Linked DNA regions of Homo sapiens: region 2 is linked to region 1. A link is a loop called in an ENCODE intact Hi-C map of the cell type or tissue named here. Cell type or tissue: HepG2. All regions are shown on one strand. Links, peaks and the distances in the headings refer to the core of each region. The heading gives the core; the rest is flanking DNA.

Region 1 (6,453 bases), core at 804-5,803:
CTGTTGGCTAGGAGTAAGTCATAGGTCCTACTCATATTCAAGTGGAGAATATTACACAACTACGTAAATGTGAGGAGGTGGAGATCAGTGGGGACTGCCTTACAAGGTTTCTTGCATACCATGCTTTTTAAGAGTTCTTTGTCTTTCCTTACACTGTAACTTGCCTTGTATCAAACTTCTGAGTTTACAAAGCATGTCAATTATTTGAGGCTTAGATCAAGTGCTAGCTTCTAGTAAGATCTTCCTTGATTGTACATGTTGAGGTTAATTTCTCCTTTGATTGTATTATCCATAATACTTTGTACCCTTTTTCATGAATTAGATTTTATTTTGAATTCTTTAGGATAAATATGGTCAGCTTGCCTTTACCTGCCATAATTGCTTTCCTTATAGCAGGAGGAAAAGCATACAACATTAAGATTAGCACATTTCTTTCTTTCTTTCTTTCTTTTTTTTTTTTTTTTTGAGACAGAGTCTCACTCTGTCACCAAGGCTGGAGTGTAGTGGCAGGATCTCGGCTCACTGCAACCTCCACCTCCTGGGTTTAAGGAATTCTCGTGCCTCAGCCTCCTGAGTAGCTGGGATTATAGCATGCGCCACCACGCCCGGCTAATTTTTTTGTATTTTCAGTAGAGACGGGGTTTCACCTTGTTGGCCAGGCTGGTCTCACACTCCTGACCTCAAATGATCCACCCACCTTAGCCTCCTAAAGTGTTGGGATTACAGGCATGAGCCACCCCTCCTGGTCAGCAAGTTTATTTTCTAAAGTCTATGTCTCTTGACAATGAATAATACTACAGCTTGAGTGAAAAGATAATAGATAATGAGTGATAAGTTTCAAAGAATCTACTAGATCTGAACCAATATTGTCAATTATCTTATAACATTTAAGATTAAAAGAAATAACCCACAAGAGACATCTGGCACAGTGCCTGCATACAATGGTAGTTCATTCAAGGATTGATGCAGTTGTCACCTTCTTTTTAAATTTTCTTTTCCCCGCATCTTAGCACCCTCTTTTTATATAAACTGTTTGAAAATGCTGCTTGAGGTCCGGGCATGGTGGCTCACACTTGTAATCTCCGCCCTTTGGGAGGCCAAGGTGGGTGGATCACCTGAGGTCAGGAGTTCAAGACCAGCCTGACCAACATGGCGAAATCCCGTCTCTACTAAAAATACAAAAATTAGCCAGGTATGGTGGCGCATGCCTGTAGTCCCAGCTACTTAGGAGGCTGAGTGGGGAGAATCACTTGAACCCAAGAGGCGGAGGTTGCATTGAGCCAAGATTGTGCCATTGCACTCCAGCCTGGGCAACAAGAGTGAAACTCCATCTCAAAAAAAAAAAAAAAAAATGCTGCTTGAACTATAATACCAGGATTAAAATCACTTATTTAATTATTTAGTGTATTCAAACAATTATTGAGTATTTTCTAATGCCATTACAGACACAGACATTAGAGATACAGCAAGAAAAAAATTGAAAAAAGTAACTTTTCTTCTATTGGAGCTTGTATTAGGTTGGTGCAGAGGTAACTGTGGTTCTTGCCATGGAAAGTAGTGGGAAAAACTGCAATTACTTTGCACCAACCTAATATTTTAGTTAGGGGAGACTGATAATAAGCAAGTATGGCAGATAGTGATAAGTACTATAAAGAAAAATAAAGTGAGGAAGGGGATAAAATGATGAAGTGGGTACTATTAATATTTTGTACAGGATGATGAACTGGTATTTGAGCATGAACCTGAAGAAGTGAGAGATTAAGCTATGTGAATATCTGATAGAAGAGCGTTCCAGAAAGAGAGAAGAACAAATACAAAGGCTTTATAGAGGGAGCGTGATTGTGTTGGAGGAACGAGGAAACCAGCTGATGAGGAACCATTGAAAGTTCTCAGCAGAATAATACAGTCTGATAAATATTTCTAAAGGATCACTGCAGCTGTTGTATAATAAGTAGACTGTAGGAGGCAGGGATATAAGCAGAGAGACCAGTAAGTAAGCTACTGCACTATTCCAGGTTAGAGGTGATCAAGGTTTGAAGTAGAACCAATAGAATTTGTTGACTGATTGGATATGGGCTGTAAGAGAAAGATGATGTTACTATTATCTGAGATGGGAAAGACTTTGGGAGGAGCTGGTTCAGCAGGGGGAAAGATCAGTAATTTAGTTTTGGATATGCTAAGTTTGAGATGCCTATTGAACATTGAAATTGAGATGTCAAGTGGGAGGTTAGCACTATAGAGTTCAGGAGAGAGGTTGTGTTCTGAAAATATAGATTTGGGAGTCATCAGTATGTGGATAGTACCTAAGAAATCAATAACTGAATGAAGACAGAGAAGAGAAGGTCCTAGGGCTGAGCTCTGCAGCTCCACAGTGATGAGAAGGCCTCTTTCATCTGGAATGCTGCATCCTGTTTCACTGATTCTTTGGCAGAGCTACAAACCTTTTTTCTCCAGAATAGGACTCACCGCCTACTCAATCTGCTGAAGGGAGGCACTTTATCCTAGAAAAGCAGAAACAAAGTATGGTGAGAAGCAGCCTGATGTGTAATCCTTAACCGAGGGGATCTGTAAACACCTTTCTAAACTAAATTATGCAGAGTTTCTGTGAGATTTCTGTAGATCAGCATCAGGGTCTGGGGGCCCCTACAGGATGGTTGAAATGGAAATGAGCCCCGATCCGTCTTTTGGGGTCAAAGGGGTCATCCTGTCAGCTGAACTCCTTCCTCTTCACTTTTCACTGGTAGAATTTCAGAAAACTAAAAATTGTAGATAATAAAAAGGTTTAAAAGTAGCAATAAAACAATAAAAAAGAACAGTTAAATAAAGATAAAATGATACAAGAAACTAGGTTACATAAATGAACCCAACCCCTCCCTGCCACCAAAAAAAAAAAAAAAAAAAAAAAAAAAAGCAGAAGGCAGCAAGCAAACCATGAGGTAAGAACAACTAAGATAAAGGAAAATCTGAAACTAAAGGTCAGAGAGAATAAAAGAATAATCCAAACAAGCTAAAGTGATAGAAAAGAGAGTAAACAATGATTTCAAAGTCCAGGAGGTTAACTAGTCAATATTGACTAAATTAAAAATCAGTAGCACAAGTTCCAAAGATCAACTGAGAGAGTCTCTTTAGCTAAGGCCCAAAAGCCGCAAATAAGTTTTTTCTTCTGTGGCCTGGGATCCACGGGCAGCTGTCCCCTCAGCAGGTTAGGGGCCTGACTTTCACTCCGCACCTCTTCTCTCTGATTCTGGTATCTTCTCTCCTGGGTTCAGTTGCAGACAGGCTCCTGAGTCTCTACCACAGGAATGTCTGTGCTAGCCATCTTTCTCAGCTGTGACTCTACCCTCTGGCTGTTACTGATAGAGGAGAGGGAAGCACTTGGCCCAAGTTGGATCAATCAGAGTCTCTTTTTTGAAATCTGGATTTGTTATCAAGACTCACTCATTTAGGGATGGCCTCTTTAATCATAATATTAAATAATTAATATTTGTTGAAGATTTATGTGGTGAACATTGATCTTTATATGTGTTTTCCAACTAAATTTTTAAGAACCTTATGAAATCAGTATTATTATTGAAGAGGAAACTGAGGCCCAAGAGGTTAAATGACTTTCCCAGTGTCACACAGCCTGTAGATGGTAGAATTAGGATTTAAACTCACCTCTGTCTGACTCTGGAGCCTGTTCTTAGCCTCATGTAATAGTGCCTCTTTTGAAGAAAGGAGATATAAACTTGGAAACTGTGGGATCACTGTCTTTTGTCCACCACGTGAACAGAGAGCAAAGAATGAATTGACGTTTAAATATATAGAGGAGCTGCAATGGACTGAATGTTTATGTCCTCCTAAAATTCATATGTTAAAATCGTAACCTCAAGATGATGTTATTTGAAGGTGGGGCCTCTGGGATATGATTATGTCATTACAGTGGAGCCCTCCCTAATGGGATAAGTGCCCTTATAAAAGGGACCCCAGAGAAACCCCTTGTCCCTTACCCCATGTGAAATTACAGCTATCTATGAAAAAGGGAGTGCTCACCAGACATCAAATCTGCAATGCCTTGACCTGGGATTCTTAACCTCCAGAACTGTGAGAAATAAATTACTGTTGTTTATAAGCCACCCAGTCTGTGGTATTTTGTCATAGCAGCCTGAATGGACTAAGATAGCAATCAAGATGAGAAAGGGAAATTCCTAAGCTTCTCCTTTGAGTTTGGGCTCCGTTTCTACTACCACGCATTGTGAGCCACCCCTGCTTTTCCATAATATATTCCTTCCCACATTTTTTTTTTTTTTTGAGATGGAGTTTTGCTCTTGTTGCCCAGGCTGGAGTGCAATGACATGATCTTGGCTCACTGCAACCTCTGACTCCTGGGTTCAAGCGATTCTCCTGCCTCAGCCTCGCAAGTAGCTGAGATTACAGGCATGTGTCACCATGCCTGGCTAATTTTGTATTTTTAACAGAGACAGGCTTTGTGCATGTTGGTCAAGCTGATCTCAAACTCCCGACCTCAGGTGATCCACCCGCCTCAGCCTCCCAAAGTGCTGGGAATACAGGCATAAGCCACCACACCTGGTATTTCCCCTTTTTGTTTTAAACTAATTCAGTTATATTTCTGGAACTTGCAACCACGAATCCTAACTAGTATTGATGTGAGTTATGGAGGACCTCAAAGCTCCAAGCTTCCCTTATAAGCCAGGCTTCTTTTGATTGCTAAAAAATAGTGGCCTCTTGGATTTGGCTCTCGATCTTTTTTCTCTGCTACCCACTTTCTAAACTGTAGCTTCTTTGAGTACAAGGATAATTAATAGGTCTTTTTTGTGCTCCTAAAACACTAGATGTTTTGCAAATGCTAGGTCTCAATAAATTCTTGTTTAGATAAGTTAATTCATATGATTATGTATTTCCTTACACAAACGTGACACCTTCCTAAAGTAAACTTGGGAATGATTAAAAGGCTATCTTTCTAGAATGAAAAGGTCACATGTTACATGATTTTATTTATATAAAATATCCAGAATAGGTACATCTATAGAGACTGAAAACAAACATTTGCCAGGGACTGGAGAGAGGGGAGAATGGAGGAACTGCACAATGGGTCCAGGGTTGTATTTCGAGGTAACGAAGATGTTTTGCAACTATATAGAGGTCATGATTATACAACACGTGAATGTAATAAATCGGTCTGAATTGTTCAGTTTATAATGGTTGATTTTTGTTATGTGAATTTCATCTCAATTATAAAAATATTAACAAATTTCTATTTTCTGAAAAAAAAGTTACCTTCCATGTAGGTGGTAATCATCTGGGCTTGAGCTTATTGGTTTGAGGATGGTAGGTCAATTCTGGGCATGGGAGCAGGGCACTCCCTGACCATTGTCATGTTACAATGATTCCTTCATCTGAAATATAGGAGTCAGAGAACTCTTCACAAGAAGAGCATGGCACAGCAAGGCTTACTTTGTTCTATTCCCACAAGATAATCTATGTGAATTATAACCAAGGATTCGAAGAGAATGAGGCTGTTCTTACAGGATTCGTGAAGTCTCTAGAAGTTTTATGGGTTTGCTATTTTGTAATATCTCTATTGGCTAGTCAAAGCACACCTCATAGTTCCCTAAGTGGGAAAGGAAATATACATGTTTTTGTCACCACTGGAAATCATCCGAGATATAAAATGGGAGGTAAGTTGACGTCAAGGAAGGATCCAATTGTGTGTTCAATGCTTGAAAATGGCAATCTTCTGTCTATTGGCCCTTCTAGGATGAAGATAGCCCGAAAACTTGCCTGGAAGTTTAACAACAACAGAGGAGAGCTCCTTTATCATCAAAAGCCAAGAAAGCAATGCAGGTGATGACTTAATGTCATCTTACATAAAATATAAAGAGACTTTCTAGGAAAACCCTACTTTTGGATGCTTGTCTCTTAGAGTTCTAAACTTTTCACCCATTTAATTATAATAGGAATTATTTATTACTTTTTGAAACTTATGTGGAAAAAGGACCATCCCTGATTTGGGGACCAAAATTCTCCTACAGTTATTCCCTTGTTAGTGTTCTTGGAAATTCCTTATTTACAAAGTTCAGGTGGCTTCTAATTTCTGGCCAAGCTCAGATTTATGAAAGAAAATAATCAAGATGAAGCATAGATTCTTAGAAATAGAAAGCATGCAACTTCCTTCTTTTTGGGAAAGGATCCAGAAAATGAGGTTCAGAGAGGTTGACAGGCTTTTGCTGGAGCAGAAGAGAAATAATGGCCAGAAATGTCCACTTTGTGGGTCTTGATGCCACAATGCCCTAGTAGATCATGGAGCCCAGAACTTGGGTCTCTTGGTACTAGATTTTTTTTGCCTGTTTTAATTGGGAGGAAATGAAAATATTTGAGAGGCTTAATGTCATCTTTACTATTTTAAAAAGCACAGTTTTGTGCCCACAATTCAACAATATTCATCAGATCATA
Region 2 (6,453 bases), core at 675-5,674, 230 kb before region 1:
AGGCATTAAATGGTATCAGGTCATTTATCTTGAGCCTTTCTGCTCAGTTTGTTTATGGCTTTGAAGCAGGGCACAGTGGTACACAAAAGGGAAAGACACTGCCGGTACCCAGACATCTGCTCCATCCTTACCTACTTCAGTGATGCCCCCTCCTCACTCAGCATCAGGATGAGGGTAGAGAGTGTTGCTTCTCTATTAAGGTGATTTGGGTCTCCTATTAATCACATTGACAACCAAGGAAATTGGGGATCTGATTTCAACAAAGCTGAAATTCATTTTTGTTCCTTGGTCTGATCCACAGCATTAAGTGAAGTATTCAATAGACAAAGTCCAGCCAAGTAAAATTCTACTCCATGCTCACGGTTATTAATGTGAATGACTCCTCTGGGGGAAAGCATTTTGTTTATTGGATAGACCAAATCCTCTGGAGACCCACTGAATCTGTAGGGGAATTTCTTTAATCTGCACTGTAGGTTTGGCAATTCTTTGACCTGTTATTTTTTCTTTTTTATCATGCTTACCATTCTTTTTGTGAATGTTAGGTACTGCTGCTAAAAGTATATGCCTTAGGACAATTCAGTTTCTATGACAATGTGTGGATTGAATATCATCGTAACACACACACACAGACACACACATGTACACATGTATACTGCACATGTAGATGTAGAAAGTCATGATTAAGAGCCTCAGGTCTGTGGACAGACTTCCTGGGTTGGGCCTCTGGTTCTACCATAGTTTTGTGAACTTGAGTAATTTATTTACTCTTGAGAAACTTCGGTGTCCTCATCTGTAAAATGGACATAATAATGATTACTGTCCTCAGAGAGTAGTTGTGATGACTAAATGCATTAATAGTAACACAATGATTGTAACGTTACCTGGACTGTAGTGCATGTTTGTCAATAGTATCGACACTTCTGAGTGTTAGAAAGTTTATGAGAGACTCTGATTTCTTAGCCCTCTTAGTCCCAGGACACAAAACTCTTGCATGTTCCTAAGATCACAGGAACCAGGATCTCCCTTGGATACTATACCCTTTCTAGGTACTAGCATCTCTAGGGTTGGTACTCCCCAAACTGCCTTTACTGGTGCAAGGTCATTCTGTGGGCAGGCTTACCCAAAGGAGTTCATGAAGTAGATAGAGCTCCCATGGCTCTGGGCACCCACAGGAGTGGAGTTCTGGTAGTTATCTATCCCTAAGTTAGCCTACTTGGCATGGCTACCTGAGGGAGAGGTTCCATCTTAGGCTCTTGAGTGTGTGGGTTTTTTTTTTTGTTTTTTTTTTTTTTTTTGAGACAGAGTCTCGCTCTGTCGCCCAGGCTGGAGTGCAGTGGCGTGATTTCGGCTCACTGCAAGCCCCACCTCCGGGGTTCACGCCATTCTCCTGCCTCAGCCTCCCGAGTAGCTGGGACTACAGGCGGCCACCACCACGCCCGACTAATTTTTTGTATTTTCAGTAGAGACGGGGTTTCACATTGTTAGCCAGGATGGTCTCTATCTCCTGACCTCGTGATCCGCCCGCCTCGGCCTCCCAAAGTGCTGGGATTACAGGCGTGAGCCACCGCGCCCGGCCGGGCTCTTGTGGTTTTACTGGTCTCACAGGACGCCACGGACTGGGAGTATAGAGTGTCCTTTCTGCTTCACAGCTTCACTGTCTAATTGATTATTTCTTTATGTACTCTCTAATTTCCAGTGGGGTACCTGAGTCCCTCTTGGGATTCTTGTTCTTTGTGATCCCAGACTTACTGACTTTTCTAGATGAGCCAGGGGAGCTGATTATATTGACATGCTGACAAGGACAGCTCACAGAATGATGGGTGAATATATTTCCCTTCCCACAGAGTAAATTTTCTAGATTTGTAACCCAAATATAAACTCAAACTTGTAAAAATTTGTTCTTTCTCTGGTAAAGATTCTACCACAGTCTCAAACAATGCATCAAATAAACACATATTAGTATTGTCTATAGCATATATAAAGCACTATAAATCTTGTGAGAAAGTTATCAGAGAAATCGACATTTTATTTGTCTCCATAGAGTCTGTGTTTTAATGGGGGAGTCAGGGAAATGTCTAAATGAAGGTTCCTTTTTTTTCAATGTATATGATCCTGTTTTGAATGTTCTACTGTTGTGGGGAGTAGAAATGGTCTCTACCAAACTTCACAGAGGCAAATCTGCAATACTTTTACTATTTTGATTTCCTGAAGGCTGCATACCCTGGGTTTTCTAGGGCAGCATCTACCTCATGTGATTTTATTCTATTTAATATAAGTGATTTTTAGAATCTATACCAATGCAACTTGGTTACGTAGTCATACACAACTTTTCATGCAAATAAAAAATAAAACAACAACACACCTTTGATGGACTTCAAGTTCTGGTATTTGGTTCTGAAAAATATGATCTTGTGGATTCAGATCCCTTTGAGTTTCATGGGTTTTTGAAAAGTATTACTGAGACAAGGAAGCCAGAATAGTTTGGGCATCTGACAGCCTCCACTGAGGTGAGTGAGGACAATGCTTTCCTATTTGTGCAGGACATCTCGGATTTAAGTACGCTTTCGGCACAGTTAATCATGGGGCATTGTGACCTCTGTACCACAAATAGTGGGCCTGTCAGCCTTTCATCTGTCAGAGTGGATGGAGGACAACGTTCCAGTGACCCTGCAATTGTTTATCCCCGGCCCCTGCTTCCTCTCCTCTCTGTTTCCCACAGCTGCTCGGTTGTCCTTCACTGGTTAACTTTCTCACCTGTGACACTTCGAAAGCTGGGTAGTACAGGGATGGAGCAAGGCGTTATTGAATGTCTCCCCGCCAGTCAAAGGGAGATGCAAGAAAGCCTCTGCTCTATTTTCTTTTAAAGGAGATTGAAGAGAACGTTTGTGTGTCATGTGTCATGATGTGAATTTGGCCTGCAGTGCCTCTGTTGTCTAAACTGAGAAGCAGAGAGTTCATTGTTCATCTTTGTGTCTTCGGGCTGACAATTCTTTAGGTGGTTTTGCCCTTTGTCTAGAAGAGTAAATGTTACACGTGGAGCTCAAAGGAATTTTCCTGCTTACTATTTAATAGTACAAATAATAACTTTAATGTCATACAGAAAAGACACTTCGATGACTGACAGAAAATCTTTAGGGCCAACCCCTCCCTGGAGTTAGGGGAGAAGAGAGGATGGGGCAGACTGAGTGTTTGAATCGCTCTAGATCAGAGTTGCAGTTTTGTGGTTTCTCCTTTGGTTCATAAGCTGTATTTGCTACAAAACATTTTAGAAATCTTAGCATAAAACATCCTCTAATATTGCCTCAGAGTCGTCTCGAAATAATTTCCCTTAATTAGGTCTAATGGACTGTCTCATGAATTGTATGACTCTCCATTTGGTCTGACAGAGGTAATTAGCCATGAACAATTGTACTTGGCCGTTTTTAATTAGACCAGTGTGAGAATTATGCTTTTATTTTTACAGCTGCCAATTGAAGAAACCTAAAGACTTTACTGCAGTAAATATCGTATCTATTTTTTTTTCTTTTAAAACATCTATTTCAAATCAGGACTCTGACTTTTGAGGTCTGCCACATCCCGCTGTTCTAACCTCCAGCACTCACTGGCTGTGTGGTCCTGACAAATCACTTATACTGTCTGTTTTCTCAGCTATAAAATGAAGTTAATAATGATTCCCACGGGATTAAATGAAATAGTATTGTGATTGCATTTCATAAATAATGCCATGTCATGTTGTTTATATTATAAAAAAGAATAGTGAGATTTTCCAGAGGCTTGAATAAGTGATGTTTTTTAAACAGAGGGTTGTATCCCGTTATTGGATCCTGAAATCAATTTACTAGGTTGGGATGAGCAGGTAAAAAAAGTGAAACAGTATAGGATAGAACACAGAAGTATGATTCAAAAGTAGTACGGGCCAATGTTGTTTCCTTGAAGGTTTGACGTGTATGTGTATGTGTAGGGTTGTGAGATATATATTTATTTACTGTGGCTCAAAGGCAACAATATTTGAGAGCTACTGGAGTAGGTGTGACTTATAAATGGAAGCAACATCCATTGTTGAGCATTTTATCCACTGGAAAAGTTTAATACTGTAGAACTTTTTTAGCTGCCTTCCTCTGGGTTTTTATTGAAGACGAAATGTCAATTTTTGAAGTCTTAGACCAACAGCATCTTTTTTTATATGTGTGATAGGGGAATACAGATTAATTGGAAAAGAAAATGGATTGTCACCAAAGATATAAATGTTATCATATGGATGGAAGTTTAATGCTGTAATTGTCTATCAGGAATATAATGTTTGGCCCCTTAGGGTTTATGTTTTATACTATAATTTCAAGAATTTGAAAATCATATTCTCTATGCAAGTAATGAAATTATTCTTTTTCATATCAAAAATGAACTCTTTTATATGAGTTTCCCACTTCAGCACAAATTTTTATTGCTAAATGGCTTTGTAAGATTGCAGAAAATGTGCTTACCTCTTTAATATCCTTTTAGATTAAAGTGGACTGGAATCCACAGGGAACATTTAGTTATATCAAGAGGGTGGGAAATTTGATTAACTTGGTGTTTTCTTATGAAAGTGTCGAGAAAGGAAATTTTCACCCCCGTTTTCATTTTAGATGTCAGGAAGTAGATGTGCAGGTTTGTTATGAGGGCATATTGGTGTGGTGCTGAGGTTGGGCTTCTATTGATCCCGTCACCCAGATAGTGAACATAGAACTCAATAGGAAGTTTTACAGCCCTTGTCTCTCTCTCTGTCGCTCCTTTTGGAGTCCCCAGTGTCTATTGTTCCCATCTTTATGTCCATGTGAACCCAAGATTTATCTACCACTCAAGTGAGAACATGCAATATTAGGTTTTCAATTTTTGCATTAGTTTGCTTAGGATAATAACCTCCAGGTGCATCCGTGTTGTTGTGAAGGACATGATTTCATTCTTTTTTTTTTTGAGACGGAGTCTTGCTCTGTCGCCAGGCTGGAGTGCAGTGGCGCGATCTCCGCTCACTGCAAGCTCCGCCTCCCGGGTTCAAGCGATTCTTCAAGCCTCTGAAGTAGCTGGGACTACAGATGCATGCCACTACGCCCAGCTAATTTTTGTATTTTTAGTAGAGACGGGGTTTCACCATATTGGCCAGGATGGTCTAGAGCTCTTGACCGATTTCATTCTTTTTTATGGCTGCATGGTAGTCCATGGTGTATATGTACTACATTTTCATTATCCAATCTACCTTTTATGGGCACCTAGGTTGATTCCATGTCTTTGCTATTGTGAAAAGCACTGTGATGAACATACACGTACGTGTGTTAGACCCATAAAATCTTAATTAGATTCATTAAATGACACTTTTGAAAGCACAAATATTTTATCTCTGTAGCAGACAATTTTGCTTATCTAATTGCCAGATTCCTACAGCTTCTTCTTCCTGATTGCCACCTCCCTCTCCCATAAATCTCATGGAAGATTCCCTCTATCTTCTGGTCTAGGGATAAATCCTGACACGTCTAAGCCAATTTTAATAGTTTCATTTGCTTGTTGCTGATTGGTTTAGGAATGGAAATGTGACATAGTTCCAGCCAGTGGGATCTGAGGAGAGCTCACCTGGGAAGCTCCTGAGATGGTTTCTTTGCTGATAAAAATGAGTTACAGGAAAAACTTACCCCCTCTTCTTCGACTACATGCGTCATCCAGTAATGTCTGCGTCTGTGACAGACTTTTTTTTTTTTTGAGACAGAATCTCGCTCTGTTGCCCAGGCTGGAGTGCAGTGGCGCGATCTCAGCTCACTGCAAGCTCTAGCCTCCTGGGTTCACGCCATTCTCCTGCCTCAGCCTCCCGAGTAGCTGGGACTACAGGCGCCCATGTGACAGACATTTTTAAACTCAGAGTAACCAGCTGGGCACATCCCAGGGAATGGCAGAGCTGAAAGAAGAAAATAACCTGGCTCATTGATAATGATGTTGAGCCCCGGACTTTACCCACTTGAAGCTGGTCTGCTTCTTGCAATCTGAGATAGTACATGTTCTTTGTGGTCTGGCCCCACTAAGTCAGGATTTTCTGTTACTTGGATCTGGAAATGAATACCATCTGGATTATGTTCCTTAGAAAGGTAACTACTGCCACTGTATATCCTTGGACTGTATTGAGCTTTACCATGGGGCTGTTTCCAGCCTGAGAGCCAGCTGTGAGTTAGCAGATTCTGCCTCATCCTCTTCTAAATCATTATGCCTCATGTTCTTTGGAGTAAATTGTTTCAGCCGATAGAGATGACACCTATCTCAGGCCAGTCATCTCTCTACAGGGATTATTGGTGTTGGCATGTGGGGGAAACAGACTCTTAATGCCTGCTGTTGGTATTTGTAGTTAGTACTTTTTGAAGTAATTTTACATCTATTTTTACTGAGCATTCATTAATTAAAAATTGCTTATTGAACATCCACAAATGCCAGAGT

The links. Peaks named below come from ENCODE experiments on the same cell type or tissue, not always from the same donor. Only the 100,000 strongest peaks of a DNase experiment are listed, where the experiment ranks them.
Region 2: it touches region 1 in a loop (13-fold over the local background); 1 of 110 quality-filtered maps calls a loop at or near these places.

Annotation. Positions count from the first base shown.
Region 1 is chr12:75,663,111-75,669,563 of GRCh38, reverse strand. It overlaps LOC105369844 (a long non-coding RNA gene), which reads left to right. Exons shown (of 16, transcript XR_007063375.1): 7 at 5,758-5,844. Among named protein-coding and RNA genes, the nearest start is that of KRR1, 150 kb to the right of the region's middle. In HepG2, for the core only: no CTCF peak of the experiment used is centred there; DNase peaks (open chromatin) are centred at 2,513 and 3,073; H3K4me3 peaks cover 653 bases.
Region 2 is chr12:75,897,340-75,903,792 of GRCh38, reverse strand. No RefSeq gene overlaps it. Among named protein-coding and RNA genes, the nearest start is that of PHLDA1-AS1, 130 kb to the left of the region's middle. In HepG2, for the core only: no CTCF peak of the experiment used is centred there; a DNase peak (open chromatin) is centred at 2,632; H3K4me3 peaks cover 441 bases.